Linked DNA regions of Mus musculus: all the other regions are linked to region 1. Evidence: chromatin loops called from intact Hi-C (ENCODE). Cell type or tissue: heart. All regions are shown on one strand. Region 1 holds the start of Tspyl2 (TSPY-like 2). Region 2 holds the start of Ribc1 (RIB43A domain with coiled-coils 1). Region 3 overlaps Huwe1 (HECT, UBA and WWE domain containing 1). Region 4 holds the start of Kdm5c (lysine (K)-specific demethylase 5C).

Evidence for each region. Peaks named below come from ENCODE experiments on the same cell type or tissue, not always from the same donor. Only the 100,000 strongest peaks of a DNase experiment are listed, where the experiment ranks them.
Region 2: it touches region 1 in a loop (2.3-fold over the local background); 3 of 42 quality-filtered maps call a loop at or near these places.
Region 3: it touches region 1 in a loop (2.1-fold over the local background); 2 of 42 quality-filtered maps call a loop at or near these places.
Region 4: it touches region 1 in a loop (2.1-fold over the local background); 13 of 42 quality-filtered maps call a loop at or near these places.

What each region holds. Positions count from the first base shown.
Region 1 is chrX:152,337,855-152,345,854 of GRCm38, reverse strand. It overlaps Tspyl2 (TSPY-like 2), which reads left to right and starts at 3,371. Exons shown (of 7, transcript NM_029836.4): 1 at 3,371-4,315; 2 at 5,475-5,552; 3 at 5,658-5,769; 4 at 5,848-5,993; 5 at 6,128-6,222; 6 at 6,463-7,130. The coding sequence starts at 3,530. It overlaps Gpr173 (G-protein coupled receptor 173), which reads left to right. Exons shown (of 4, transcript NM_001359449.1): 4 at 1-2,257. In heart, no CTCF peak of the experiment used is centred here; a DNase peak (open chromatin) is centred at 3,214; H3K4me3 peaks cover 2,146 bases; H3K27ac peaks cover 1,821 bases; H3K27me3 peaks cover 5,159 bases.
Region 2 is chrX:152,010,901-152,018,900 of GRCm38, reverse strand. Ribc1 (RIB43A domain with coiled-coils 1) reads left to right here and starts at 2,606. Exons shown (of 8, transcript NM_025660.3): 1 at 2,606-2,738; 2 at 3,033-3,120. Smc1a (structural maintenance of chromosomes 1A) reads right to left here and starts at 2,473. Exons shown (of 25, transcript NM_019710.2): 1 at 2,261-2,473. The coding sequence starts at 2,369. It overlaps Gm39540 (a long non-coding RNA gene), which reads right to left. Exons shown (of 2, transcript XR_878280.3): 2 at 4,595-4,896. In heart, a CTCF peak has its summit at 3,001; DNase peaks (open chromatin) are centred at 2,060 and 2,540; H3K4me3 peaks cover 2,959 bases; H3K27ac peaks cover 2,049 bases; H3K27me3 peaks cover 320 bases.
Region 3 is chrX:151,931,600-151,939,599 of GRCm38, reverse strand. It overlaps Huwe1 (HECT, UBA and WWE domain containing 1), which reads right to left. Exons shown (of 83, transcript NM_021523.4): 80 at 7,744-7,861; 81 at 6,870-7,051; 82 at 6,470-6,660; 83 at 4,183-5,319. The coding sequence ends at 5,217. Among named protein-coding and RNA genes, the nearest start is that of Mir98, 22 kb to the right of the region's middle. In heart, no CTCF peak of the experiment used is centred here; no DNase peak of the experiment used is centred here.
Region 4 is chrX:152,228,972-152,236,971 of GRCm38, reverse strand. Kdm5c (lysine (K)-specific demethylase 5C) reads right to left here and starts at 3,745. Exons shown (of 26, transcript NM_013668.4): 1 at 3,262-3,745. The coding sequence starts at 3,411. In heart, a CTCF peak has its summit at 491 (motif pointing left); DNase peaks (open chromatin) are centred at 3,391, 3,571 and 4,101; H3K4me3 peaks cover 3,163 bases; H3K27ac peaks cover 2,175 bases.

The DNA.
Region 1 (8,000 bases):
AGACTTGGATGTTTAGGAAATATTGGCTTAAGTCTTCAGACAAGAGGGACCAAATGGGGTGCTATATTCCTTGGGAGCAAGGATGTTTAAATTGCTATGTGCTATGTGCAATGTTGTTTTTGGCTAACCTTGGTCCAAAGCCCAATCTCCAATCCCTCCCTACCATGTCCAGACTTCACAGGTGTTTCTTGAGGCTGTTTGAGAAGCCAAGAGCATACAAAGAAGAGCCTCCATGATGTGCCCAGGCTAGATGAAGAGCAGAATGGGGGATGGGCTCCTCAACCAGAATATACCAAACTTAGCTACGTTCACTCAAGCTTCCTCCAGGAATATATAACTAACTTTTCCTCCTAGGAATATATATCCACTTTAGTCCCCATTAGGGATGATGTGGGTATAAGCTGACAGGGAAAGTCACCCATGGGGAAATAGTTGAACTCTCCAGAGTACCTAGAGCCCAGACCATGGGGTCAGAGCTAAATTCAACCCCACAATTATCCCTTGGGTTCACAATACTCCCCCCTAAAATAAAATTCTTTGGAGACCTTGATAATCAAAAGTTATACAAACTTCAAGGCACTGTGGAATTGAGTCCATTTCTGCTTGACCTCTTTTTGTCCCTTCCAAGCCTCACAGTCCTTGAGCTCCTCCTTGGTTGGGCCCCAAACATCCTTCCCAGAAGTTTTTTCTCCATCCACTCTTACAGGTGGATGGTCCCAAGCCTCTTTTCCATGGACAAAAACCACTTTGGGCTTACTTCAAGGCCAGTTCTACAGACTGGTGAGCCAAGTTGGAACTCTTTGCCTAAGTCTGGGGCAGTGATCTCTCCATCTCCTTTCCTTCCTTATAAACTCCTGTCCTAAACTCCACCTCTACCCCAAGATAGGCCCTGAACTGAGGTAGTCTTGACCCAAAAGCAATGAAGGGGGCACTCTAGGCAGAAGAGATATTGATGACCCTGGTTGTGGAGTGGCCCTGGAAAAGCAAGCCAGAGGAGCTGAGAGGCTGGGAATGTGTGTTTGGGGTGGGGCTATTCTCTCAGTGATGATGATAGAAATGCCTTTCTGAGGGCTGGGGTGCAAAGACCAAGGTGGGAGGGCAAATAGGGTAAACTCGGGAGGGTTTTCCTCCGTTTCCTTTTTCTAACTGCCTGGATTCATCATTGGATTTTGTAAATGGAAAAAGTGAAATGAACAATGTTATATTGGATGTTCTCTCTCTCTCTCTCTCTCTCTCTCTCTCTCTCTCTCTGTGTGTGTGTGTGTGTGTGTGTGTGTGTGTGTGTGTGTGTGTCCATGTCTCCTATCTGTGTATGATCACATGAGGAGGTATGATTGAATGAGATAGTGTGTGTCTGTGTGACTTTGTGTGGGTAAGAACCTCTGAGGAAAACTTGCCTGGTACACATATGTGAGCAAATACATATATGTGAAGAAATAGAGTATACACACACACACATACACACAATGGAGAGGAGACAAAACTTAGTATGTGCCTGCAGCAGGAAATAGAGTGCTTAGGAGATGGAACCTGAAATTTTTCATGTATGTATGTGTCAAGAGAGTCAACTCCCATCTCATAAAGTTGTCTTCCTTTGGCCCAGCTTCTGAGCACCAGGTAAGGAGAGAATACTTTAGAACCCCATCTCTTCCCAATGTCTGGAGATTCAATCCTCACCCCAAATTTCAAACAAGGTATTTCTTATATTAGACCACCATGGAAATAGGAACTGGGAATAGGGGAGGGATCAAACATGAAGGCAATGGGGTTAAGAAATGGCCCCCTGCAATGTAATGGCTTTTAGAGGAACTGCTCAGCCTAAACTGCAAGTCCTTCTTACGGTTCCACTGTATACAGCTGGGACTTGGTTTAGCTTTGACTAAATTCAGAAGGAAAGATAACATAACGAAAAAGCCCAAGTCTGGGGATCTACCCAGCTGGCCTACTCCCTAAGCACTCAATTAATTTACTATTTATTTACTTATTTCTTCAGGTGCACAGAATTGAGCTGACCCTATTACTCAGTTCTTGGCACACTCTATCATTGGTCCATGCAAGGTCCTTTTATTATTTTGCTTTGTCCCCTTCATCACCCATTCCTGATCCCATCCTTCCAACCCCACATAGGCACCGCTCTTCAGTACTTAATGTGTGTCCTTCCAAACCACCGTTCATGTGTTTATTTACTTATGTGTATCTGTGGAAAATATATGGTATTGATGTGTTTTAATTTACATAAACAGTATTGTACTATAAATCTTGCTCTGTTTCTTTTTTCACTTAACATTCTGTTTTTGCGAAATCCAGCCATGTTGCTATACATAGATCAAATTTATTCTAGTAGTCCATCTAAAACACATATCACATCCATTTTCCTGTTGATGGATTCTGAGGTTCCTTCCTCTGCTACCACAGCAAGGCTGCAATGGGCAATTATCTCCTCTCCTTAGGAATGTCTAATGTAGAAGAAACAAGCTCAGAGAGGGGCAGTGATTTGGCTAAAGTCACAGTGGAAGTCACCTGCTATGTGGATTCTAGAACCAGAGCCAAAACTCCACCATCGTGCCTCATCAAAGACCAGCCATTTCTGATCACAAACAAAATAAAATATAATATTAGGGTACAATTAATAGCCGCATTCATTTAGGAAAAGCTGGGGTAGAAATTATGTGTAGACAAAGAGAATTTTAAAGTTCTAGAAAAATCTAGCACATTAGTTGAATCACCTTTTTTTTTTTTTAATGACGCAGAGGAAGTTACTCTTTGCATCTGTGGAGCCATTTTGCAGAAATAGAAAAAGCCATGTCAAAACCTGACCACCAAAGCAAAAAGACCTCAGATATTTAAACTACTAGCAGTTCAAAGCAGCCTGCGACTGAGGGGCTACAGCGCTCACCCCACAGGCATAAACTGGTGGGGGAAGGGACAGATTTTAAAAGTGCGTAGTTGTTGGGGGAGTGGGGCGGGGAGAATGATAGCGAGGCTCTCTGATTTCATTTGAGCACATCTCGTTCCCTGGTGCTTGCGCACTCCCAGCCACCCTCCCCGGGCCTAGTCTTGTGGTCTTCAGAATCACTGGTACTTTTCCCATTGGCTAAAACATTGCAAGACTGAGGGTGAGGGGGCTCCTACCCTAGCTTTCCTCATAGCCAATCGCCCCGCAGTTTTCCTCTCATCACTGAGGGGCAGTCAGCCTGATGATTGGTGGGCGCGAAGGGAGCCAATTAGAAAATGATGATGTGTAGTGTTGGCAAGCGGATTGCGTGAGAGAAGGCAGGGGCTGAGGGAACGCTACCGCCAGCTCCGAGGCCTGCAGCCAATGGCGGGCAGAGCAGACGCCATGCCAGGGAGTGGGCGGGGCCTGGGCGATAGGCGCTGTGGGAGTGGGGCAGGCGCTGTGGGAGGGGACGTCAGAGCGAGGTGGTGAGCAGAGCTGGTCGCGTGAGGTGTGGCGGCTCCGCTTCAAGTGTGACTGGTGGCTACGGCCTTGTCTGAGAGCCGCAGAGCCAGTGTTGTGAGTGCGGTCACCATGGACCGCCCGGACGAGGGGCCTCCGGCCAAGACCCCCCGCCTGAGCAGCTCGGAACCCCGTCAGCGCGACCTGCCGCCCCCGCCACCCCCACCGCTCCAGCGACTGCCCCTGCCTCCACCCCAGCAGCGTCCGAGACCCCAGGAAGAAACCGAGGCTGCACAGGTGCTGGCTGACATGAGGGGGGTGGGCCCCACGCTGCCCCCACCACTGCCCTATGTCATTCTTGAGGAAGGGGGGATCCGCGCGTATTTCACCCTGAGTGCTGAGAGTCCCGGATGGGATCACGCAATGGAGTCAGGGTTCGGGGAGGCCCCTTCCACAGGGATCATGGAAACGCTCCCATCTTCAGAAATCTCTGGGGGAAGCCTGGCAATTGACTTTCAGGTTGCAGAGCCCAGCAGCCTCGGAGAGAAGGCCCTAGAAACCTGTAGCTTAGGAGGGTGGGGGCCCCAGATGTTAGTTGGTCCGAAGAGGAAGGAGGAGGCTATCATAATAGTGGAAGATGAGGATGAGGATGACAAGGAGAGTGTGAGGAGGCGGCAGCGTCGGAGGAGGAGGAGAAGGAAGCAGAGGAAGGCGAAGGAGAGCCGAGAGAGGAGTGCCCAGAGGATGGAGAGCATACTGCAGGCCCTGGAGAGCATTCAAATGGACCTGGAGGCGGTGAACATCAAGGCAGGCAAGGCCTTCTTGCGTCTCAAGCGCAAATTCATCCAGATGCGAAGGCCCTTTTTGGAGCGCAGAGACCTCATCATCCAGCATATCCCAGGCTTCTGGGTCAAAGCAGTATCCTTCTCATCAGTATGCATGGGCCAGAAGCCCATGACTGAAGGGGAGATGTGTGGAAGAGAGAGAAGAGGTGTGGGGGAGGGTCAGAGATGAGGATGATGAATCCCCATTAGAAGATTCTAGAAGGCGTGGAAGAGGGATGGCAAGAGGGCAAAATCGCATCTAAAACTAGACTGCAGAAGGGAAAAAGAGTAGCATTGCAACATTTAAAAAGAAAATGGATCCCAGACAATAAAAGAGGGAGGGGTAACGGAAAAGGCACACAGCCCATAAACGGAGCAACAGATAGAGAAAGGAGGAGAGGAGGGGGGAGTACAGGTGATGAACTGACTAAGGAGGGAGGGCGCATAAGCTCTTCGGGAAGCGTGCTCAAACCACACAAGGCTCCATAAACCTGGGTCTCTGCTTAGATACCTAGAAATCCCAAATCTGTCTACCATCCTCTCCATTAGAGGGGAGAGAGTAGAAATGGGATGGAACCCTGAAGAATCAGGAGAAAGACCACTTGGTTGTGAGGCTCAAGTGGTTAAATGAAGGGAAAGGTACAACAGGAAGAATCCAATCCACTATTGGTGACTGTTGAGCTCATTCCCAGGGAAACACGTATGCAACATTTGAAATGCACACATTTTAGTAGAATTTATATAGATATAAACACTTGGCCCATGATTAAAAAGTGTCACATGATCATAGGCTCTCGGGAGTCAGGCACAGGGTATCAAGTAGATACAGATACATAACTTCCATATCTAGACATGAGGCAACTGGGCCTAAGCACACAGACTTCTAGAGGCATTCATCCATTATGTGGACACTGAGCATCAACACCTATACATGTAACATTTAAATGCAGGTCCTCGGTAACCAAATGTATCTGTACTTAGACTTGGGCTTTTAGCTCCCAGACATACAGTATTCTGTGAACATAAGCACAAGAATCACATGGACATGGTCAGAGACCCTTAGCATCTAGACCTACAGCAAATATGAACCATGGCAAGGCTCCCTGATGCTGAGGTTTAACATTGCATAAGCACTCACCTACTCCTCAGACATCACTCAAACACAGAAGGACCCCCCTTGCTTCAGCCTGTTTTGCTCTGCCCTCCCTGGCATTGAACAGTAAATCCTTGACCTAAACTGCTCCACTCATCAGTTCCTCAACCACCCCAGAATTTCAATCTTGATCAACCAACGTGACAGAGACATTTTCCGCTACTTGACCAATCTTCAGGTCAGGCCAAAGAAGAAAGCCAAGGAATCTGGTCTTTGGAGGTGAGGGGGTGGGTGGGAAGGGCCCTGGGAGGGATAGATACCACTATTACCCCACCCTGAGCAGGTACAGGACCTCAGACATATCTCCATGGGCTACAAAATGAAGCTGTACTTCCAGACAAACCCATACTTTACAAACATGGTGATCGTCAAGGAGTTCCAGCGCAACCGCTCAGGTAAGTGATAGTCCCAGGATAAACCTATGGCCCCTATACTATCATTTCCCCTTCCTTCTGTATCTCTTCCTCTTCTAGGCCGGTTGGTGTCTCATTCTACCCCAATACGTTGGCACCGGGGCCAGGAACCCCAGGCCTATAATCGCAGGAGCCATGACACCAGAGAAAGCTTCTTCAACTGGTTTTCCAATCACAGCCTCCCAGAAGCTGACAGAATTGCTGAGGTGAGGCCCCTCCTGGCATTGCCAGGGAAAGCCTTTCAAGACTTGTCCCTGGGTGCCTGAGAAATTGTGAGTGGGTTCTAGGACTTAAACTCCTTGAACTCCTTTTCACTCTCCCCCTCCCCACCCCTCAACAGATCATCAAGAACGACCTGTGGGTTAACCCAGTACGCTACTATATGAGACGAGGTGGCTACAGATCAAGCAGAAAGAAGCAACACGGAAAGGAAAGGTGATGAGAGAAATGGTGCCTGAGAGGTTGGGGGGTTGTTTTTAAATAGGGCAGAGACTAACCTAGTGTTGCACAGGACTTATAGAGACACAGGGGACCACTGAGGTAATCCAATGAATACCTTGTTTACAAATGAGCAATGATCCCCAGAAGTGGCAATGGGACTTTCCCCCATTCTTAGAAATCCTAGTACCTTACTCCCAATAACATTATACTAAGTTCTAAACTTGCCCACAGTAGAGCCAAGAATCAATATGAAATGGTGATCATGGAAGATGCTCATGACCATTATGCAATTGAAGACATTCTCAGTGACATCTCAGAAATTGATGAGATCACTGACAATGAGACCATTCACGACATCAAGATCTCTGACTTCATGGAGACCACCGACTACTTCGAGACTACTGATAATGAGGTGACCGATGCCAATGAGAACCTGTGCGACAGTGAGAATCCTGACCACAGTGAAGGCTACAACACCAAGATCACTGACAACAAAGGGAGCGTTGCCGCAAATCCAGATGACAACAGTGATGACCCAGAGGAAAAGAATACCTATGACAGTGAGGATTCCAACAGCGAGAAAGCTGATGGTGATAACACAACCCTACGTGACAACCAGCAGGTTACTAATATCCAGGACAGCAGTGATAGTGACAATGGAGATGAGGGCAGTGATGATGAAGATGATGATGGTAATGAGGGGGACAATGAGGGCAGTGATGATGATGATGATGACAATGAGGGCAGTGATGATGATGACAGGGACATTAGATACTATAAGAATGGCCCTGAAGTCTTTGACAAGGCTCTGGATAACCGCACCAACCAGAATGACTATGAGGAGGAGGTAGAACTCATCTCTGAAGACTCAGTTGAAGAAGAGGAAGAGACCAGTGAGGAAGGTGAGATATAGGCCCCTCCCCCTTCCTTTCTCTTCTGAGAACACCCAGGTTTCTTTAGGCAACTGGTGGTGAGGTAAACACTGTGTGTTCTCTCCGGTCAGAGGACAGGGCAGTTAATTTTACCTCAAGGAGTGGGAAAGGAGAGGGAGAGCTAGGGGAAGGAGGTACCATTATTGTCGAGCCTTCTCCATGGCATGGATTAGCGACACAATGTTTGGCAAGGCTTCCAAGATTATCAGAGGACCCTTCACTCATTCATTGTTGATCAAATGTGTTAGGCAAATAATACATAAATATCCTCTACACATTCTAAGAATCCTGCCTTTAAAACCCCTATTTCACTTTGCAGAGCTCCACATTTCCCAGACCTCTTGACCACAAAACATGTTCTTTGTCCAACACTGTATACATTTGGGAAACTGCTTAGGAAAGACTGCACATGGAAGTCTGAGGGCTAATGCAATATTTAAATTGACTCCCAGGTTTAGTTCTGATCTGGAAGACTGGGAAAAGAACTCATTTGAACCTGGCTGTGGGCAGACAAAGGAGAGGTGAACCCCAGGGGTAGGTGGCAGAGATAGGAAAACCAGCCACGTCTGAAGGTTTAAGCAAGGCACTAAGGGTGAAAGTGTGCAGAAGGGAGGATCCACAGACACACATTTTGGGGTAGGCTGGGGAAACTAAGGGAATTGTCAGTCCTCTTTGCCTCCCATCTGACACCATCTCTTTTCTCCAAAAATTGGAGGCAGAGCTGCCTAGCTCTGGAGTGGAGTGGGGATGGGGAACAAGACTGAAGAAGGCAGACTACAGCCTATGTTTGGGTCACACTAGGTGCAAAAAGTAATAAGTAAAAAGCCAAGGCCTCACTCA
Region 2 (8,000 bases), 330 kb after region 1:
TGAAGATGGAGGCAGGAAGATCAGAAAGTCAGATTTGAAACCAGGCTGGGATATGAGATCCTATCTTAAAAACAAACGAACAACAAAAACCCAAGATCTACTTGGTGCTCAATAAGTGGCACATCTATCAGTATTCAATCTGGAGTCAACTCTCTCTCCAGTTGCAGCAGAGCTAGTAAATCACATAAATTGGAATTAGTCTTGTAACCACCAATTTCCAATCTTTGGACTTCTCCCTTGATTTTCAAGGATCACATCTCACAAGTACAATCCTCTTTTACTATAGTCATTAAGTGTTGGAAAGATTCTTCTAATGCAAATGTTAACAATAACTATATACCAATAAAACATCTCAAGGAATGGCATCTTGAGAACACTCATGCACTAGTGATGAAGATGAAAAAAAATGTACCATAAATGTGTAACCAAAAATAAATTTACAAAGTGGGAATCAGAGATCAAAAAATGCTTCATGGTGCCAAGCTTTGAAGGGTATGCAGAGGCAGAAAGCAGGTGTGGTAAAACACAGCTATAAATCTAGCACTTGGGAGGTAGGGGCAAGAGGATTTAAGAGTTTGAGGCCATAAGAAATTATCTCCAAAACAAACAAACAAACAAAAGGTGGGACAGTGGTGGCACACACCTTTAATCCCAGCACTAGGGAGGCAGAGGCAAGTGGATCTCTGTGGGATGGAGGCCACCTTGGTCTACAGAGGAAGTTCCAGGACAGTCAAGACTACACAGAGAAGCCCTGTCTGGCAACCCCTCCCCCTCAAAAAATAGAGAGGTAAGAACCCAGGCCTGTTCCAAACAGCTGGATTTTTAATTCTAACAACGCTGAGAGAACTCGATTTCAACAAGTGGTACAACCAAGCATTTTCTACAAGAGTCACAAGACCAAAATCCTAAGAAATTTAGTGGAACTCAAAGCATCAACCCTCTAGGCCAGTGGTTCTTAAACCGTAGTAGGGGAAGTAAGTAACCCGTCATTACCACCCCCACCCGCACTCCAAACTCTGACATTGTCCGAACACATTTTTGATGGGCATTTCAGGGGAGTGGAGGTGCTGTCATTTAGTGGAGAGAGGTCAGGAAAACAGCTAAACATTCTACAATGCACAGAACCAACCGCACAGAGAAAGTGTGTGGCTAAAGAGCTAGTGTTAGGAAACAATGCTCTAGACAGAGAACAAAACCGCAAGCAAGAGTCCAGTGAAGGTATTCGCTATGAGCTACTTCAAGGTAAGGGTGGCCTAGCAGGCTAGAAAATGAGTAAACTAGAATATCTCTGGAGTGGAGGAACACAGCAAAGATTCATAACGAATACTTCTAGAGATGGGTGAGAGGAAACTACGAGCTATACAGCAAAAACTAAGATATGAAATAGTAGGCTTAAGTATGAAAAAGTAGGGTTACTATCAAAGTCACTCTAACTTATCAGCCTAACCCCTTTTCTACAAAACATTTATAATGGCCTAAGTGTTATCTTATTTTGTACTTTGCTTCTCCTTTCCCGCGATCTCGGATTTGCTCTCCCCGCATAAACTTAACTGATAAAACCCCAAACCCTCCACCAATTTGGCAAGCGAACAAGTTCAGGCTTATTTACGGTTTTCTGGTAGGAAAAAGGCAAATCAAAGCAACAATCTCTTAGGCGTGTGGGGGGCATGCGGAGGGGTGGGGGGCATCGCAATCCCACGCTGCTGAGCGGAACGCTGGGTCAGAAATTCAAAAGTGCCACAGCAGAGAGGGGGGGGGGGAAAGGAATCAGAGTGGAGCGTTCCATCGGGAGGTGCGGGTGCGGGGAGGGCTGAGTAGAGCACAAAGTACACAGCTTGGGATCGGACGCCAAAGCAGAGTTACGGTTCCCAAATTTTCCCAGAGGTGTCAAACAAGTTTAGGAAGGTGGAACAATGCAGACCGGAAGGAAGCCGCGGGCCAAACAACTGGCAGCAAATTTCGGGAACGCCTCTTTTGGCGGGAGGGGTAGTGGGCGGGGCGACGCACGGTTCGGCCCATACCATTCGGGCCAGAGGGGGTCTGCGCCGAACTCCGCCAACTGACAGTTGGGAAGAGACTCGAGTTCAGTGTATGCCAAAAGGGAAAGCAAGTTCAGATCCAAGCCCCACCAAGAGGATCAAGGAACATTTCAGGGTTCACAATGTCTCGGGTTGCATGGGGGTAGGTTGTACTACTTTGCAGACAAGCAGGGGGAACCGGACCGGGACGCGCGCAGGGCCACAGCCGGTTTTAATCTCACCAGAGCCATTGGGTCCAATGATGGCGGTAAACCTCTGAAATGGTCCGATAATCTGTCGACCCTTGTACGATTTAAAGTTCTCGATCTCAATCAGTTTCAGGAAACCCATGACAGCGGCGCTGGCGTAGGAAAGGCCGCGCCTTACTCCTGGGAACGAGGTTAGCCCGCGCGGGAAATAGCGCAGTGCAAGCCGGGTGTACAGTAAGCCTCGCGATAATAAGTCCAAGCCAATCACGATTTCCTGTTTCCGGGGCCAGAAATGGTCACTTCCGCCTGAAATAGCGCTTTTGTTGAATTGTTGCCCGGCTGGAGCACGCGCTGGGCGCTCAGGCCCCGCCCCTCTACGTAGTTACCCAGCAACTGTTGAAGTGGCCGCCAACTAGGACGGGAAGCGTTAGTGCTCTGATCACTTCGGGGGAAATCAGAGCAAGCAGGCGGGGTCTGAGCCCACGCTTGCTGGGAAAGAAGTCACTTCAAGGTTCTGCCAGAGCTAGTGGGAGGCAGAAGCTCGGCTGGGGTTTGTAGTCTAGCCAGCAAGGGGGGAGACGGGGAGAAGCGCTTCAGCCAAGGATTCAGTCGGGAATGGGAAGGCGCCCTCGGAAGGGTGGGCAGTTTGGGATGGAAGAGGGATCAAAGGGAGGACTTAGATGAGGCGAGCTTAGAGTGTGAGGACGATGAGAGTATCTCTTAGACAACAGAGATACAAGTTGGGAAAGGCTGTGTTCTGAAATACTGCCCCTATCGTCTGCTTCTCTCTTATTTCTCCAAGCAGAATTTAAAGACTGCCGTTGTAAATCCAAGAGTCAACTTGGGTCCAATCCATTTTCGAGCTTCAAAACTGGAATTCTGTACTGAGAAAGGTATCTTGTGTGAACACTAGGAGTCCAGGTCCTTAAGCCAGTGCTCCAGCTCTGTCCTTTTCCCTCCCTGTTAAATCAAGTTTCCCCCATTTCCACCACTTCCCCTCTGTCTCTTTCCCTCCCCCTTTCTCTCCTCTCTCCCTCCCTTTCTCTTTCTCTCTCCTCTCTCCCTTCCTCTCCCCCTCCCCTCTCTCTCCTCTCCTTCCCTCTCCCTCTCTCCTCCCTCCCTCTCTCGCTCCAACTCTGTCCTTTTCCCTCCATTACATCAAGTTTCCCCCATTTCCACCTCTTCACCTCTCTCTCTCCCTCCCTCTTTCTCTCCCTCTCCCCCCTCTCTCTCCCCTCCTTCCCTCTCCCTCCCTCTTTTTCTCCTCTCTCCCCCCTCTCTTCCTCTCTCCTCTCTCTCCTTTATACCCTGTCCTTCTCCAATTCTTTTCCATCCCCTTTTTCTTCATTCTTTCATTCCCCTTCTATCACCTTATAGTCATGATCTTAGCAGCCCAGGATGTCTACTGAATCATCCCCCTATTGTGACAACAGATTGTCTTTATAGGCCGGGGTTAGTGCCATTTTCAGTTAGATATGGAAAGAGTCTGGTGGTTTCCACAGCTATTCCTGGGTATCTTCTTTTATTTTTTCAAAAGTTTCTCCATCTAGCTCTGACTGTCCTGGAACTCTGTAGACCAGGCTGGCCTCGAACTCAGAGATCCACCTGCTGGGATCAAAAGTGTGTGCCACCACTGCCCGGCTTTGTAACTGTGTGCAAGTGCAAGCGTGATCAAATGTGTGCACAAGCCACAGACATTAGGCATCAGATCCCTTGGAGCTGGAGTTACAGGTAGTTGTGAACCACCTAACACGAGTACTCAAAGAACTCTGAAAGAACTGGAAGTATTCTTAACCACCATGCCATCTCTCTAGTCCTATTCCTGTAACTATTTTTAAATAATGTCTAAAAGCTGGGAAGAATCCTAAAGAGTCTAGGAAGGTGAGAAAGCTCAGTTGATAGAATCTGATATGAAGCTCTTTTGGGAAACCAGTCACAGGCAACATGAGGGAATAAAATCATCAGAGGCTTGAAATCTCACATACATTTTTAAAAGTTACTATTTAATTTTCAAAGATTAAATGTAGCTTGGGAGAAAATTAAATTGGAGCCCTATCTCTAAATATATACAAAATCCAGTTTCAAATGGATTCAAAACAAATGATAAAGGCAAAACTTTAGGAATTGTGGAATATATAGGAGAGTATCTTTATAAATTTAGAATATGGAGAGGTTGTTTGTTTTACTGTTTGTTGTAGTTTGGTTGATTTGGTTTTCTTCTTTTTTGGGGGGGGGGAGCAGGGTCTCTGCATTGTCCTAACTGTCCTGGAACTCACTTTGTAGACCAGACTGGCCTCAAACTCAAGAGATTCACCTGCCTCTGCCTCCCAAGTGCTGGGATTAAAGGCGTGTGCCACCACACCTGGCCAGTTTTTTATTTTTATTTTATACTTTCATATATGTACCAATGAATATGGGTCATATCCACCCTCATATCAACATCTGTCCTCTAAAGCCCCATCGTATCCCACACATTTTTGTGATTCAGAGTCCAATTGGTCCTACCCACATGTGCATAGTATGCACCTGCAAGAAAATTGACAATTCCTTGGCAGGTATCAACTTCTAATAGCTCTTCAACTGGAAAGGAGCCTCGTCCATCCATGCTGGAAGGTTCACTGGCTTGCTCTTTTACCGGTCTTGTACAGGTCTCTTGCAGGTGACCACAGCTGCTGTGAATTCACAAGTGCATGGCTCTGTCATATCTAAAAGGCAGCATTTCCCAGTACTGCCCTCCATCCTCCAGCTCTTTCCATTCTGTCCAGTCCTTGTAGCATAACGGCCCCTGAACTTTGGAGTAGTGGTGATACACACACATCTCATTTAGGGCTAGGCACTCATTCTAGTCACTTATTCTCAACAGTTTGAGCGTTGTGAGTTTCTGCATAAACTTATCTAGAGAAAAAAGAAGCTCCTTGGAGAGCAGCACTAAACTATGAATATAAATACAGATATTTAGAAGGCAGGTTGACAGAAATGACCATTTAGAAAAACAGTACTAGTAGGTTCTCCCCCTAGGGCCTATGACCTGCCCAGACATGGACGTTTGACCAGATTTATAGTAGCAGGCATGAATTCCCTTTTGTGGACCAGAACCAGGTCTCAAATCTAATCAGAGTGGTTGGTTACACCCTATAATAGTCATGCCATTACTACACCAGTGGGCACATCTTACCTGGAAGGTTGGTATTATAGCATGCAGGGTCCACTGCTGGGTAAGATGTCTTTTCTACCCTAGTGACTTGGCTAGCACCTGGAACTCTTGAAAGCTAGTCAGCCTAGAGGAAATTGCCTTGTCAGTCCCAGATTTCTCTATTCTCAGCAGCTAAGTGTGTGATGCCATTAGCACTAGGCTCTTAGCATCTAATTATGGTGAACAACCAAGAGAAAGCAGCAGTAGCCTATGTGTTAGGCTCCTCTGGGAACCTCCCTTACCAATAACTTGGCATTGAGATTTTTATTTAATAACTCATTTCTTCTGGGAACACCTATGATTTTTTTAAAACATGATGGCCTGTAACTTACTATTTAGTCCAAATTGGCCTCCAATTTTTAAGTCCTACATCAGCCTCCCAACTGCTGGGATTATGGGTTTGACCCAACATACCTTATAAGAAATTTCTTCAATGACTAGAAACGCTTCTTTCAAAGAAAAAGATGGGCACATATGACTAAATTTAAGTTTACCAAAATTCACCATTGGGATGTGAAATGAGGGCTAGAAGAGGGCTCAGTGGATAGGAACACTTACTGGGCCATGGTAGAGCACACATTTAATCCCAGCACTGGAGGCAGATGCAGACAAACCTCTGGGTTCAAGGCTAGCCTGGTCTACAGAGAAAGTTCTAGGACTACAGACAGGAACCCTGTCTTGGAAAAAAAAGAAAAATGTTTAAGGAGATAAATTTACCCTAATTTGAATGCTACATAAAATATGTATGCATTGAAACAAAGTACCCAACAGATAGGTATAACTTTACTTAATATATCTGTGAAAAGTAAACATTTTGTATACAAAACATCCCTAAAAGGAACACAAGATGAGTAGACATTACACAAAGCAATAAACAAAACGGTTGACCACATGAAAAGGCGTGAGACCTCATTAACAATAAAGGAAAATCTATTGAAGTCAGTAATTATGGGCTGATAAGATGGCTTATCAGGTAAAGGCATTTGCAGCCAGGCCTGACTTGAGTTTGTTTGCTCTCTGGATTCCACATAGTGGAAGGAGAAAGCTAACTTTTGCAAGTTGTCCTAAGACCTCCACAAGTACGCTGCCGTGTAAGTGCATATGTGTGCAGACACAGAGGTTACCACCACTGTTTTAGTTTTTTTTTATTATGTGAGTGAGTGTGTGTGTGTGTGTGTGTGTGTGTAGCAGTCAGAGAACTTACAAGGGTCAGTTCTCTTTCACCATGTGGAACAAAGGTTCTCTCCTTCCATCATGTGCATCCAAGGGATTGAACTCACCGGGCCTGGTGGCAAGCACCTTTCCCCACTAAGCCATCTCCCTGACCCCTGTGTGATTTGAATATTGTATTTTATTTCACCCCATTGTATCTCACTTGACTATTCAATAGGTACAGAGGGCTGGTGGCTATAGATAAGCTAAGTTCATCTTGCAATAAATACTGGCTGAGAAGCTATATTAGTTTCATATTATAATAAAAAATCCCAAACTTAATAAACCCATAAAAACTTACTTTCATACAGCTCTGGAAAGCAGAATACCAAAATGGGTCTCACTGGACTAGGGATCTGAACTCAGGTCCTCAGGCTTGCTAGCAAGCACTTATTCACTGAGCCATTACCCCCAGCCCTGGCAACATTCTTTAACACAGCCTTCACCTCATTCTTTGTGTGTGTGTGTGTGTGGGGGGGTAGGTGTGAGCTTTAATGATGAGCCATTTCTTCAGCCTTCTTTAAAAGAGCCCTACTCAAAGCCACTATCCTTATCTTTTTGGTTAACTTAAGTGGTCTCTACATTGGCCTTCTAGCTTCCTCCAAATTGTTTCCTATTGCCCATTCATCACACAAACAAGCAGCTTTCTTTTCTGAAATACCATTTCCCCTTTATTTTATTACTTATTATCTAGTAAGATAATCAACCCCAGATGCGTTCATATTTTGGGAAGCCCAGTTTTGACATGTTGGGGGGGCAGGTTACAAACATAAACCTTTTATTTCTCTAGTGTTACCTCCTTGAAATCCTCCCCTAACCTCTCATTACATTGAAATTCAAACTCATAGCAGGGTCTTTTTTGGAGATGGTTTAAAAACAAACTTTTTATTACATTTTATTTAGTGGGGGGGGGGCACATGGGTATGTACATGTGGAGGTCAGAGGACAACTTGTAGGAGTTGGTTCTCTTTCTATCATGTGGGACCAGGGGACAAACTCAGATCATCAGGCCTGTTAACAAGTATCTTTACCCACTGAGCCATTTCACCTGCCCTTGATACACTTTTCTTGAGACTGCTTCTTACTCTGTAGTTGAAGAGGACCTTGAACTTGTGATCTTCCTGCCTCCACCTCCCCCGAGTACTGAGATTATAGGCATGCACTACTTGGTTCAGGTTTACATGGTACTGTGGATTACACCCAGGGCTTCATGGATGCTAGCAAGCACTTCACCACACTCCAGGCCCATTACTATAGGCTTCAAAGAGCCAGTCCTTACACACCTTTTTAATTTGTCTCATGCCACTATCTCTTGGGTATAGTACTCCAGGTACACTGGCCTCTCGACATTTTCCACTTCTTTCTATA
Region 3 (8,000 bases), 410 kb after region 1:
GACACAGTGCAAGTTGGCCTCTAATTCAAAGTTTTCCTTTTTCAGCCTCCCAAGTGTTGGGATTACAAGAGCCTGCTACCATGCTAGATACATCTTATTACATAGAAATGAAACTTTTCTTCTGTACTATGAGAAATGGTTGTTTTTTTTAAAATTACATTTGGCTCATTGCCTATTTAAGTATTCCTCAAGTTTAATTACAGTTGTATTGACCACCCATTATCTACAGACTCAATTATAAAATCAGCTTCTGACAACTACTTGTATAAAAACGAAACTAAGGAGCAAGAAAAATAATTTGCAGATCAAAATAGATACACAAATAAGCAAAAAGCAAGCAAAGCTACTAAGGCACTCGGTTTTGTGATTGATCACAAGGTTATAATTAATATCTATAATTAATATTTTCCTCTAATATCCATTGTGCATTTGTCCTCCTTTCACACAGAACCTGAAGATCACTCTGTCGTTTTTTTTTTACCCCCTTGTACTTCTTAACCTTTACCTCTGAGCACAGAAGTACTACAAAATAAGCTGCTGGGTTGCACAACTGGTCCCTGTTTTCACTGTGTAGCAACTATTCAATTCCCACTTGGTAATTAGGATCAACAACTGAAACTAGTGAAATAATTTTTTTGAGACAGGGTTTTACTATACAGCCCCAGCTACCCTGAACTTGCTATGTAGTCCAGGATTGCTTCAAACTCACAGAAATCTTCCTGCCTCTTTCTCCTGAGTGCTGGGATTAAAGCTATGTGCCATCATGCCAGGCTGAATTTAATTTTCAAATTCTCTTCTTTTGCCTGTAGTTTCAATTGGTATTAAGAAACTCCAAACGTCTAAAGTGTTTGGTGGAATCATTGTTGTACCCTTTGGTAGAGACTATCTAGTTCCTTTGGAATTAAGATTTCCAAACTGCCTAGAGCTCAAAGTTGCTGAGCCATGAAGTAAAAATTGTGAGTGGGTTTTTTACTAATTACTAATAATGTTGGGAGTAGCTACTCCCATTTATACATCTCAATTCTAGGACCTGATTATTCTGGCTATAAAATAGACAGTACTGTATAATGTTCTCTAGTTTGAAGTATATATTACATCTAAACCACCACCAACAATGACAACAACAAATCCATCTTTCTCAGATGGTTCCCCACTGGGATCACACTTGACTACCTAGTAAGTGATTCTACTTGTCAGTTAGGCCAGGTCTGAAGTGGAAACTTCTAGTTCCTCGGAAAGTTAGTTATGCCAAATGATGTTTTGCTGGGGCACACAGGTGAAAAGGATGTTTGGACATAGCAAACTTGAAAGGACGCTTGATGAAGGAGTATAAATATGACCCCCCAAACAGTGGGAGAGGAGAACTAAGCATTGGTTTGGTTTGCCTTACATAGTGTTGTTGAGCTCTACTTGTGATAATGCTGCCACTGAGAGAAACTCACCCAAGAACTGCTCGTGAGGTTCCTCCAGCAGCTTGCCACTTCATTGGTCTCACCTCAGGATGGTTGAGGAGCCTGGCAGTTTCTTCAGGATTGAAGAACTACAGCTGCCTGGTGTCTGCTTGCTGAAAGGACTGGACTATAGCTGCTGGTTCATGCCTGTTATCTGCCTGCCTAGAGGATTGGTCTGCAGCTGCTGAATTGGCATTTGCTATAGGACTGAACTGCTGCCCAAGAAGATCAAGCTTGCCCCCAAAGAACTATTGCTGAACAGGTTCAGTTCCCCCATATCCTAATAACTTTTCTTTTACTACCTCTGCTGGGTGGTGGGCTAGAGGAGAGGTTGAACCCTTATTAAAGTCGGTTGCAAAAAATTTATGCCTACACCAGGTCCTTTGGTACGTGATAAAACTAGTTAGTCATGAACCCATTGCAGCACTTACTTTTCTCTGAGACGAGTTTGTGGATTTGAAGCAATGCTGTGCAGAAGAGTTTACACATTCTGGTACTTGTGCTGGCATAAGTACTATGGGTAGGGAAGATAAAATTATCAAGAATAGATCTGTTTCCTTTAATGATGTTAGAAATTCAATATAATGCTCAGTCTACCACCAGGTGGCTAGCTGGTGGATCCCATGAGGAATAGGCACTTAGTAATACAATTAACTACGTCATCCTGATAATGGACAGCCTATGTAGTTAAGCCCTGGTTCAATTTACATCACTGTTATTACAGTATTTTTGTCCCTGTACCCACTGGGCAAATATTGGAATAAAAGAGAGTAACCGACATTCATAGGCCACATGTTTTGCCCACTGGATAATTGATTTTTATTCTTTGTGTATAAGTGTATGTCCCTCTCCCTCTCTTGCTCTGTGGTGTGTGTGTGTCTGTGCCTGTCTGGTTCCTGTAGAGGCCAAAAGATGGCTCTAGATCCCCTAGAACTGAAGTTATAGATGATTGTGAACTGCCATGTGGGTGCCGTGACTTGAACTTGAGTGCTCAGGAAGATGCTTTTAACAACTGAGTCATCTTGGCAGCAGTGGATTATTTTTGGTTAGCATAAAATGGGTTTCCTTGAGCACTTCCATGCATATAAATTATTGTCTTTATTCACCTCCTTCCTGCCTTTCCCTACCTTCACTTTATCCCTCTTCTTGGCCTCCTCCCTCCCCTTTCTGCTTTCATGACATATTCTATTACTTATTGTCTGCTCCTCTCATCTCATAGTCCTCACTTCTATTTTCATGTCTATAGATGTTAAAATTTATATTATATACCTAGTTTAAGAAATATCACCAGAGGCCGGCGTACTAGTGCACGCCTTTAATCCCAGCACTTGGGAGGCAGAGACAGGCGGATTTCTGAGTTCGAGGCCAGCCTGGTCTACAAAGTGAGTTCCAGGACAGCCAGGGCTTTACAGAGAAACCCTCTCTCTCTCAGAAAAAAAATAATAAATAAATATCACCAGTGATACTAAAGCCTATTGTGTAAACATACCTCTTCCTAGCTACATGTTTCTATTCATTTTCCTCACTCTTGAACATTAATTTTGTCACCTATGTAGCCTTTCAGATCCTTTATGCATAGGAATATTTTGTAATGTTGTTTTGAGACAGGGTTATTACATTGATCCAGGGTAGATCTCCAAGAGCTGGAACTAACTACAAGCATATGCAATCATGGTTGGCCTATTTTACAACTTTTTGAGCTCAGGCTGCTCAAACTATCAGGCTCAAGTAATCTTTTGGCCTCTGTCCCCTAAGCAGCTGAACTAGTTATACCACATCTAACACTTCAACACAACTCATATTGTGACTTCATGCTGCATATTACAACTGATATTTTTAGTACTACTTATGTAATTTATGAATACATTCCAACTTTCACATCTTCTAGATATGTTTATACAAATAGTATAACTAGGCCTCTTGCTGGATTTAAAGTTTAGTAAATATACCTATTCTCTTTCTTTCACTAGGATTCTACTGGTATTCTACAGTCCTCTCAACCTCAAACCCATACACTCCTTTCAATTCTTCTGTGATGTGGTGGTCACCAAATCTAGGGTCTTCCATATCCTATGCAAGCATGCTACTGAGCTTTATTAGCTGACTATATTGAGACAGTTATATGAGACAGAGTCTCAACTCTATTGTTCAGGTTGGCCTTTAGTTTACAGCATTCCTCCTGCCCCAGCTCTTAGTCCTTCAATAATAGATGTGAGCAACCATACAAAGCTAGAACTAGCTCTTGTGGACCCAACAATTTTTCCTTCCATTCTAAAGTTCAGCACCCCCCCGCCCCCCTTTAAATAAGGTTTTTATCTTTTTGCTCAATGCAGATGTGATGTACTCACTTGGCTCAACCTAGATGGCTCTTTTCCTCATTAAATGCAACTCCTAACCCACTTTTGATTGCTACTCAAGGCCATTAGAGATCTACAAGGCTGCCTGGTCTACTCAGAGACACTGCATGTGTCAGAGGTAACTGCTTCCTCCCAGACAAATGTTCTGAGATAGGGACAATGCACCTACCTGTTTTCTTAGTTGTTAGAGCAAGGTTAGATACAAGACAGCTAATACTGAATAGAAAGTGGCTGCCAGCCAACTTATCATGCCCATAGGATCAAGGTGAGTATATCTCTTGTTTTCCAACACCTGAGATGTCAATAGGAAAATAACTTAAGCCATAGTGCCCCAATAAATAAGAAAAACAACACAAAGAAAGTACTACTTGGGATTGTTTTTCTAACTAAATTTTTTATTAAATTTTTGTTCAAGGCTGGAACCATCAAAGTCTGATAAAGTGCTGGATAGAGTAAAAACCACAAGAGACTACTAGATAATCTGTGAATACTTGCAAACAAATGACAAGACAGACAAAAAAGGTGGTCTTGTGGCGAGCTAGTCAAATATTTTGCTTATTAAAATTTACTAGAAAGGGACCAAAACTTTTAAGAAAATTAAACTTGAGATTATCATAAATGCTTACCAAACGAAACATTGCATGGGTTAACTGTTTTGATAGTACCTGCTGCAGTGTGTTCCAAATACCCATTTTAAATAACAAAAATCCCCCCAATTCCCGGTGTCTGTCAGTCTTTTCTCTGGGGAAACTGACTGAAGGAAGAAGTTCTATACCAGAAGTGGAGGTGGGTGGGTGATCAGGAAGGGCAGAAATGGTTTTCTGGAAAGTTCATTTGTCTAGTATGTGTATAAGATGGGGTTTTCTTTTTCAGTTTGAAAAAAACTCCGTTGTGAAAAGTGAGTTATGAAGAGTGCTCTTTATTTGAAACCTCCACAACACAGATGCCAATCTTGTCTCGCATTGAATCATTAGCTGTGCACATCAACACATTCCAAGCACAAATTAAGAAATGCAAACAGAACAAAAAAATATATATATATATAATTTTTCCCCTATCCAAAGGTTTCAAGTCTCAATGCAGCAAATCCTTCTGAACACAGAATCTGAGGAGCACACTGTTCATTTGGGACAAACAGGTCCCTGTAAAGGCTACTGCCTTCTTAACACATGGGGTGGGGATCATGGACGGCATGGAAAAGGGAGAGGCGAGGAAAGGGGAGACAAAAGAGAATGAGAAGCGAACAGGTATGCACTAGGGAAGATGGGCAGCTGGGACACACATGGTGAGTTGGTGAATTTCATTTATTGGATTTTGACATTTTCTTTCTGGATCTTTTAAATCCACCCCCCTCCCCAGGTCCAACAATGGTAGAAAAACCCCACAGAAGTAGGCAGGGCCTTATTTATTAGGCCAGCCCAAAGCCTTCAGAGCATTCCTGGATGGCCAATAGTAGCATGTGGCGGAGCTTCTCAAAGCTCTCATAGGCAGGCAGGTCCAGTTGATTAAAACTAGAATGAATAAAGATTAAATTCATGAGAAAAGAACAATGAAACCTTCTGCTCCTTTCTGAGCCAGAGCTCATGTACTCACTGCTTCTTGCTGACTCTCCCATTTTTTTCTCCAACTTGCTAATCTGGCCTCAATACTAGCAACATAAATTGGCTCTTACTATAACTTATACACCATGGCCTTAACCTATAGGTTAAAGTTTAATGCACTGGAGAAGAGATAGCTGGCAGTCACATATATAGTGAGTTGGTAAATTTTAATCTATCCCTTAAGGCTTCACTTTAAAACAAGATTATTTCATGTATATTAAGTGTTTTGCCTGTCTGTCTGTATGTGCACCTTACTGTGTGTTTGTTGATGCCAGAAGGCATCAGAGAACTGAGAACTGCAGTTATAGATGGTTGTGAGCCATCATGTGGGTGCTGGGAACTGAATCTGAATCTTCTGCAAAAGCAGTATGTATCTTAGCTGCTAATCCAGCCCCTCATCTAGTTTTTAGCTTTTTCTATTATTTTTGAGACCTGGTCTTGTGTACCCCAGGCTGGTCTCAAACTCTGATTGTCCTACCTCCTAGATAATTTATGTGGTATGAGGAACGGAATCATGGTATTGTGTTGGAAAAGTCCTTTTAACCAACTGAACTACACACATTTCCAATCATTACATTTCCTAAGAAATAATTGCCTTTAAGGAGGTATCTTGGTTCACTAGTGATGTATATGCATGTTAGTGGAGGTACCTATAAAATCCAGAAGAGGAGGAGGTCATTATTGACCTTGCAGGTGGGAGTTACAGTGGTCACAAACTGACCTCCATAGGTGCTGAGAACTAAATTCTGTTCCTGTGAGTAGGAAGGAGCTCTTAACCAGTTGAACCATGTATATCCAGCCCTTGCCCAGCCAGACAAAGCTTTGGAACACATCATGATTCCCTTAAGTGCTATTTGCAAATGTCTTTCCAGCCATCACTCTTGTGTTTAGCCTATCTGCTCACCTCAACTTCCTCCATAGACCTAACAAACTGAGCTTTATAAAGTTGTAGACTAGGCCATACTTGTGCTCCCAATCTTGGGTAGGTGTCTAGAAGTCATCAAGTCTACAACCTCAATAAAATCACTGAAAAGGAGAAACTTTTAAGTTGTTTTCTTACCATGTGTGAGCTGAAGGCAGGCGATCTGTGGATCTGTCATCTCGATGAATCTGAAACTTCTGAATGCCATTCATACCTTCAAGGGCAGCAAATCCTTGTAGGGGTACCTTGGAAGTACCTGTGACAAACTGGAGGAACTTGGCACGGTCTGCTTGGTCAAAGGAACGCAATGCTCTCCAAAACCACTGGATCTGTAAGAAGAGACACACAAAAAGCCAAAGAGAGCTTGTAAAGAAATTTAAGGAAATGGCAATGGACTTGAAATATTTTGTTCCTTCACAGGATAGGTGAGAACATCAGCTCCAGAAGAACAAAAAGAGGCATAGGTATACTGTTATCCATAAACCAGCACTGATAAGTGTTTCATACTTCTCAAGAGTATGGGGATACCTCCGCTCACCTGAATAGAGTTGGATTGGTACTTGTGGTACTCAGTGTTAGATTTTAGATCATCAATGTCGATGGTAGGCAGCCCTGATATGAGCAGCTCTAATTCCTGCTCAGTAAAGATGGATATGAGGCGCTTTGGAATGATTTCATAGAAGCCCTCCAAGAAGGCTGCCAGCTGTTTGCGGATGGCTCCTGGTTTAAAAAAAAAAAAAAGTGACATGGAATCAGAACTCATACAACTGAACAGAGTTAATACAGCCTCAGTTTGACACCTGTACTGGCTAGTTTTGTGTCAACTTGACACAGGCTGGAGTTATCACAGAGAAAGGAGCTTCAGTTGAGGAAATGCCTCCATGAGATCCAGCTGTAAGGCATTTTCTCAATTAGTGATCAAGGGGGAAAGGCCCCTTGTGGGTGCAACCATCTCTGGGCTGGTAGTCTTGGGTTCTATAAGAGAGCAAGCTGAGCAAGCCAGAGCAAGGAAGCCAATAAGGAACATCCCTCTATGGCCTCTGCATCAGCTCCTGCTTCCTGATCTGCTTGAGTTCCAGTCCTGACTTCCTTGGTGATGAACAGCAGTATGGAAGTGTAAGCCGAATAAACCCTTTGTTCGCCAACTTGCTTCTTGGTCATGTTTGTGCAGGAATAGAAACCCTAAGACAACACCTTATACTGAGAAATCTGCCTGCCTTAGCTAGCACTGTTTCTAGGCCCTTATATTATAGTAGATGGAATTAAGTACTTTGGTCAAGTATTCTGACTCCTTTTGTGCAAGGTATTTGTGGCCATGTCATAGGAAATAAGAACAAAAAATGTGAAATAAATAAAAGGCTGACCTCTTTCCTTGAACAAGCAGAGGTCTATCTAAAGGACACTTCTCCTACCTGTCATTCTCATCTGGCAAACCAGGTGTACATATTCCTTCTTGTTCTCCTCTGTTACCAAGATGTTGGCTCCATTGGGTTTGAGGTCACGAACTTCACATACTCCAAATTCTTGAACCTAGAACATCCAAGATACCAATCATACACATCAGGTTTGGTTTGGGCTACAAGTAACACAGAGGTGCAAAAACACATCCTAACTCCTTGCCATGTTCCAGAGAGAAAAAGCTGAAGGATGGAATGAAGGAAATTAATCT
Region 4 (8,000 bases), 110 kb after region 1:
GGAAGACCAAGGAAGATGAATCTGCACCTCTTACTCACTCCCCAGGTTGGAAAGGCTTCCTGTGGGTCCTCTCTCATATACTTGTCTGCTGTAAGAGGCGGGGAAAGAAGTCTGGGAGTGAGTGGGAAGCCCAAAAGTGGTGGCAACGAATGCAAGAATTTACAGAGGGGAAGCCAGGAAAAAATTAATGAAAGCAGGGAAAGCTTTACCCTGCCAAGCTGGAGTTTTTTCTGTCCTACCCAAAAGATAGCTATGAAGACTCCCCTTCTGCAGCCTCATGAATGCTTCCCCAGAGAGTCCTCTCTCTCCCCTGGAGCTCTGGTGCTTAAGAAATGGTAAAAGGGTTGGTGAGATGGCTCAGCGGGTAAGAGCACTGACTGCTCTTCCAAAGGTCCTGAGTTCAAATCCCAGCAAGCACATGATGGCTCACAACCATCCATAATGAGATCTGACGCCCCCTTCTGGTATGTCTGAAGACAGCTACAGTGTACTTATGTATAATAATAATAAATCTTTAGGCCAGGAGTGAGTGGGGTAGTCCGGAGCCCCATCCGGAGTGAGCAGCTTTCATTCCCAGCAACCACATGATGGCTCACAACCATCAGTACAACTACTCATATACATAAAATAAATAAATCTTTAAAAAAATTTTAAAATGGTTAAAAAAAAAAGACCCTAAAATAACCTAGATCAACGTCTTCATTTTACAGACGTGGAAAGTAAGGCTAGGAGAGGAAATCCTATGCTAGTTAGCAGCAGAGCCAACACTAGAACCCATGTCCTCTGATCGCTGGTTCTTTCTACTACACTAAGCTACCAGCATTCACACACAAGTGAACACATATGGAAGGACAGAAAAGGTATAGGAAAAGAGAGAAAGAGCTGTTGATCTCTGTATGCAGGCTCTTTCTCTTAAAAAAAGGAACCAGAGGCCTCATATTTGCAAGTGCACACATTCTTCCCCAACCCATGGTAATAGACAGAAAGCACTTGAGGCTGACGAAAGCAGGAGGGGTGAAAAAAAAAAAAAAAAAAAAAAAAAAAACAAACCTTAGGCTAAAATGCTACGGCTTAAGCCAGGTGAAGCTTTCCATACCCTCTTATCTCCCATCAGACAACACTCCCCTCAGCACAGATAACCCAGACAGAAAGGTGCTCAAACCCCAAACTCTAAGCACTGCTTTTCTCTGCTCTGCCAAGTTCTAAACAATTTGAAGTCCTAAGGCAGGAGCTATAGGTGCAACAGTAGATGGGGAAGGTCCAACAAACCTCTCATCTCAGTCCTGTATTAGTACAAATGCTCAAGATGATGGCATTTCGAATGTGGTGACAAACAGGATGGCGAATTCAAGAAGTTGTGTGATGCCACCATTAACTACCCTGTCCTCCATCCATCTATGCCAAGTGTAGCAAGCAGCCACATGCTATGAAACACAAACCCAAAACCACCCCTCTAAGAAAAACTCCAATACCTACTCACACACAGGTTTGCATCCTGGGCCTAAGAATCACTTGGGTGAGTAATTCAAGTTCCAAACAGAAGAAAGCCAACTGCTTTAGAGCCTAAAGGTGGTTTAAGAGAATTGTGGGCACGTACACAAAATCATGAACAACAAAAACAAAAGTCAGGACTGGAAAGAATCAAAGCTACTGGAGTGGAGAAAAGAAGCCTACCAAAGAACAGTCCCCTGGGGACAAACGGACAGATGGACAGATGAACAGATGGACGAAAGGATGGACACACACACCGATGTCCTTGTCATTTCTTCCATCCTGGTTCCCCAAGACAAGGTAAGAGCACCTACATAAGGCCAACCTGCCCAAAAGCCCAAGGGAGAAAAAAGGGAAATTGAGACCTCAATTATCCCCATATTAGGCGTCTCCTGACCACGTCAAGGAATATTTCCATAAGGCCATCCAGGAGTCCAACCTTTCCCTTCTGCTAGCCTTCCTGGCTTGTCACTAATAGCTGTGACTCCCTCACAACAGAAACCCATCTTCAGACACCTGTGACCAACAAGGACTCTAGACTCTAGGGCCCGGAGGATCCATCTAAAACCAGCCTATGAAAGGGCAACAAAAGCACTGAATTGGATAAGAAGACCTAAGATGCTCTTGTCAAGTGGGAATAAGGCTTCCACATCCAGAAGCACCTCCTCGAAGATACATTGTTGCGGATAAATTCAAACCAGCCCAGGAATCTCAAGTGGTTACTAAACACTGTTCACCATTGTTTCCTCCAGTGTGTCAGCAAGGCAGCAGCCTGTCCTAGCCTTTGGAAAACTTCCCCTGGGCTAGTCAGGACTAGAAGCAACAATATGGTCCTTTTTGCTGAACATTTGGGAAGCAAAGGAAGATTTCCATATCTCCACTATTGTTCCTGGGGACCCAAGAAAACCTTATCTTATAGGATCATCTACATTCTGAGCCTGAGGTAGAATCCAGATCTTCTGAGAAGGCCATACCAAGCTAACTGGTCTAAACTTCTCCATAGGAAGGCTGTGGGGACCATGTGCAAGAAGGTTCTGACATTACCTTCAACTAGAAAACGCAGGAGCCAGAAAGAGCACTCCCTGTGAGAATGATTTCCTGACTGGCCACCAGGCTAGGATATTATCAGAGATGAATTGGCCTGACAGCGTGAGTAAACATGAGTCAACACACACAGAAGCAAACCAATGACCACATCAAGCACCTTCACAGTCACAGTAATTACCACTTACCAGAGTGCACTATGTTACCTGGTTTAATCTAATTATTCCCAGCACACAATTCACAGGCTCAGGGATTACTTTACATGCCCAAGGTCATACAGCTGCTAACCTTCTAAGTAGTTTTAAACTCACGTCTGACTCCCTTTTGAGACGTGATCTTTCCACTACACCACACAGCTTGCCTTAAAGGGAATAATGACAGTAGTCGTTACTTTGTAACTGCCTCGACCAGGGTGATACAAAGTAAAAGATGGGAGTCTCTGTGCCTCCCTGCGAACTCTCCCCAGCCCATTAAGCATCTGTGTATTGAATCAAGGGAAATTCTCAAGAGCAGAGTGGGAGTGGGTCTCAGACCCCAGGTCACTTGTATGCCACAAAACGAGGAGCCCTGACCCCAGCACCCTTTTTCCGCTTCGTGAGGCATCCACAAAATACCAGCCATCCCATATTCTTCCCACACCTGCTGCCCTCCGCCCGGGACTTCACCACTGGCTACCCGGATCCACCCACAAACTCGCCGCTGGCGACCATCAGCTCCCAGCCTTACCGCGGGTGGGCGGATCTTGCAAATGCCGGACTTCTCGGCGATGGGTCTGATTTTCGCGATGTAGCCAAGAGGGTCTCGGAACTCGGCCCAGCTAGGCTCGAACACCGGACACTCCGGCGGCGGTAGGAAATCGTCGGACCCCAGCTCCATGGTGGGCCCGAGGGCTGGGCCAGAGATCGGGAGGGCTCAGGTCGCCCTTAAGGACGCATGGCGCCGCCGCTGTCTGAAACCGAGGTACTTCTCGGAGTCTAGGCCCTAAGCAGGACGGCCACCGCCCGTCAAGGGCTTAGGGGGGCGGGTGCCGTGCTCTAAAAGTCTCAGGCTGAGGTTCCTTTTACAGGTTCTTAGTCCTGTTCCGTTTCTTCCACACCTTACCGCTGCCTCCCAACTACTGAAGCCTTCACTACTACAGTTAAGTCCCAGTCGCGGCAGGTTTCACCGCTGCCACCGCCATCTTGGTTTGTCAGCGTCTCCTCCCCCCCACCTCTGTACCTCACCACAACAAACCAGATCCCTCCGCAAGGTGTCTCTCCGAGTTCCGTTTACTTTGAGTCAGAAAAAAACCTAGGAAGCCTTCATCATGTGATGACCGAAAGAAATCGGGTTGTATATGTCCCTTATTTGGAGGTGGTTAGTTAAAAACATTTCTCAGGCTAAGAGAAAATAGTTCATTTCATTGGCGGAAGAACAAAATTGTAAATCGATGGCCGGATCCTTTTACCGGATGGACCGGCGATGCACGTTTAAAGGCCAGTGATGCGCATGCGCAGTCTCTAGACAAACCGGAAGAGGAGCTAGTGTCCATAAGTAGTGAGCCTAAACTAGTACGCGCCCATGCGCGCTCGCACACGCTCGCGCACGCGCACGCACACACCCTAGATCCCAAGCCGGTTGTCTCCTCCCCAATGTCCTTTGCTGCTTCTCTCAGGTCCTTTCAGTGAGAACCACGGAAGGCGGTGATTTCGAGGAACCTCCGCCCCCTTCCTCCCCCTCCCCCTCCCATTCCGCGTGTCTACTGCTGAGTGAATTGAAGATTTACCAGACTTACACCTCTGAGGTTTTTGTTTTTAAATGAAAGAAGGAAACTCCTCACTCCCTAGAGAATGTGGAGTTTTAGAAGCTTCAGTCCCACGTAGAGTAAAAATGCATTATTCTCCCCAGTATCATTGGCCATCAGCATTTTAAAGAATGCTTTCGACTGTTTGGTATACATTGTAACTATATAAACACTTTGTATAATATGTGTGTATCCATTTTTGTAGCAACTACTGCTACAAAAAAACCAAAAGGCCTGGATGTTTACATTTTTGTTTATTCCATGTATATGCAGTACATAGAGGCTAAAAAGGGGGGGATTTTGAGTTTGAGACCAGCCTGAGCTACATAGCAAGATCCTGCCTCACAAAGTAGTAGTAGTAGTAGTACTAGTAGTAATATTATTATTACTAATGGCCGGGCAGTAGGTGGCACATGCCATTAATCCCAGCACTTGGGAGGCAGAGGCAGGTTGTACAGTGAGTTCTTGTCTCCAAAAAAAAAAAAAAAAAGGGCAGGCATGGTGGCATACATCTTTAATTCCAGTACTCAGGAGGCAGAGGTAGATGAATCTCTGAGTTCAATGTCATCCTGGTCTACAGAACTACTTCCAGGATAGCCAGGATAGGGCTACTCCCCATCTCAAAAACTCAATAGTAATAATAGTAATAATAATGTAAAGTAATGGAACTGGACAGGAGAAAAGGCATTAAAATTAAGGTTAGTAAGTTTGCTGTTCCTCACCTGAAGACATTTTGCTTTTCTACCTGAGGAACATCTCTGTAAAGAGTAAAGAACACCAGGCTTTTGGTCTCAGCACCACCCATTCTTCCTCCAGTCTCCTCTAATGTCCTTAGCCCAGACATACCACAGGGCAAAAGGAAACCGAGCAGTCTTTTAAGCCAGTGATATAAAATGCATTGATTTGTATTTGTGAAAGTCATACTATGCAACAGGAACTTTTGTGAGCATGTGAAAATACAAAAGCATGCCTTCCTGGAACAGATTATTTACTCACTGGGCCCTGCCAAGTACCTCACGTCCCTGACCCTTGGTTTTCTTGTTCATAAAATGAAGTTAAGTAATCCTTTCATTACTTAGGAAGATTAGAGATAATAATATCTGCGTCTCTTTTTTAAAAAATTATTTTCATTGCTAATTTATTTATTTTTGTATTTATTTATTTTATGTATACGAGTACATTGTAATTGTCTTCAGACACACACCAGAAGAGGGTATTGGATCCCATTACAGATGGTTATGAGCCACTGTGTGGTTGCTGGGAATTGAATGCAGGACCTCTGGAAGAACAGTCAGTACTCTTAACCACTGAGCCATCTCACCAGCCTAATGTCTGCCTTTCTTTAAGAGCCAAGTGCTACAGGGCAGTGGTGGTGCACGCCTTTAATCCCAGCACTTGGGAGGCAGAGGCAGGCAGATTTCTGAGTTCGAGGCCAGCCTGGTCTACAGAGTGAGTGCCAGAATAGCCAGGGCTACACAGAGAAACCCTGTATCGAAAAAAAAAAAAGAAAGAAAATTAAAAAAAAAAAAAGCCAAGTGCTGGGGAGTAGTATTCTCCCATCTTTCAGATGAGTAGAATGAAACTCAGGTCCAAGTCACATAAATAGAAAGTGACAGAGCCAGAATTCAAACCTACAACTGTATGACTCCCATAAATTCTGCCTGTGACAGTCTAGGCTGAAACTTGTTGCTCAGTGAAAGTTGCTCAGTGTTTTCCAAGCTTCAAGTCTTGTTGAGGAACAATCAGAAACTGGGCGCTGTAGGCTCCAGAATTTGGAATTTTCCTTGTGGGGAAAGCTGGTGTGGCCTCGCCCAGCCATCTGGGAGAGGAATTCTGGTATAGAATGTATGCAGAGCAATAACTCAAGGTCTTAACTAAATTCCCAACCACACCCTCATCTCTGTAGCTAAACTACATGAGAATGATACTGCTTTGGTGGTAGGGATAACCCAGTGCCCTAAACATAGAGCTTCATACTCTCTAAACGGGTGCTCTGCTACTGAGCTCTATTCCCAACCCTTGTGACTCTTTTTAATTTGGGTTTCTAAAGTTCCAAAATAGATATGAGCTGTCTTTTTGTCTTTGTTTGTTTGGTCCTTGTTTGCTTGTTTGTTTGACATGAGGTTTCACTTGCTATGTAATCAAGGATGACTTTAAACCCCCGGTCCTCCTGTCTCTACCTCCCAAGTACTGAGTTTACAGGCAGGAGCCACCATTCCCAACTTCCAAATAGCTCTGGAATCCATCTCCTTCTCACCTCTACAACCCTCCTCTACATCACATGTGAACCATTTACTATCCCTTTACCATGGATTTTTAAAAGTTTTTTTTTATTATTATCAGTATTTTATTTTATGTATATGGGTATTTGCCTGAATGTACGTTTGTGGTCTTGGAGGATACTGGATCCCCTAGAACTGGATTACACACAGTTGTGAGCCACTGAGTGGGTGCTAGGAATTGAACCTGAATCCTCTGCAAGAGCAGCCAGTGTGCTTAACTGATGACCCTTCTCTCTGGCTTCTTTTCTTTCCTTTATTTTTCTCTTTTCTCTTCTCTTCTCTTCTCTTCTCTTCTCTTCTCTTCTCTTCTTTCCTTTTCTTTCCTTATTGAAGATGGAGTACCTCCGTTATGCTGACCAGGCTGGTCTTGAGCTTGTATATTCAAGCAATTCAACTATCTTGGTCTTTTGAGTAGGTAGGACTATAGATGTGTACCACCACATCCATCTTCTACCCTGACCTATTTATAAGGATCCTAACAAGATATATGTGATAGTGAAAGAGTCAGAGAGAGACATACTCAGAGAGAAATATAGGTGTATAGTTTGTTCATGATACAGATACTGAGCCATAAAATCATACAATTAAAATAATGATAATTAAAAATGAATTATAGTCGGCGGCGGTGGTGGCGCACGCCTTTAATCCCAGCACTTGGGAGGCAGAGGCAGGTGGATTTCTGAGTTCAAGGCCAGCCTGGTCTACAAAGTGAGTTCCAGGATAGCCAGGGCTACACAGAGAAACCCTGTCTCAAAAAAACCAACGCCCCACCCCCAAAATAAAACAAAACAAAACAAAAAATGAATTGTAACAGTAAATTATAAATTGATTGAAATATGGATTAAAATCCATAACACCACACTGATATAAATAGATAAAGTTAGAGAAAAGGAGAAGTTTGTTCATTGTTCTTTTGATTTTTTTGAGGCAGGGTCTCATGTAACCCAGGTTGGCCTTGAAGTCCTTATCCTCCTGCCTCCACCTTCCAAGTTCTGGGATTATTATGTGCCATTATATATATGACAGGGTCTCATCCTGTGACCTAAACTATCCTTGTAATCACAGTAGTTTTCCTGCCTCAGTCTACAAACTTCTGAGATTAAACTTGTAAGACACCAGGCCCTATCCAAACCCTGATTTTCAAACTTTTTCCTGGAAAGAATCTTTGTTTAAAAAACAAAAACAAAAAACAAAAAACAAAAAAACAAAAAACAAACCGTATCTACTGGTTACTGGCTGGGACAGGGGAATTATAAGATCATCTAAGGCCAGGTGGTGGTGCATCCCTTTAATCCCATCTCTCAAAAGGCAGAGACAGAAGGTCTCTTTCTGAGTTTGAGGCCAGCTTGGACTACAAAGTTAGTTCCAAGACAACTAGGGCTACACAGAGAAACCCTGTC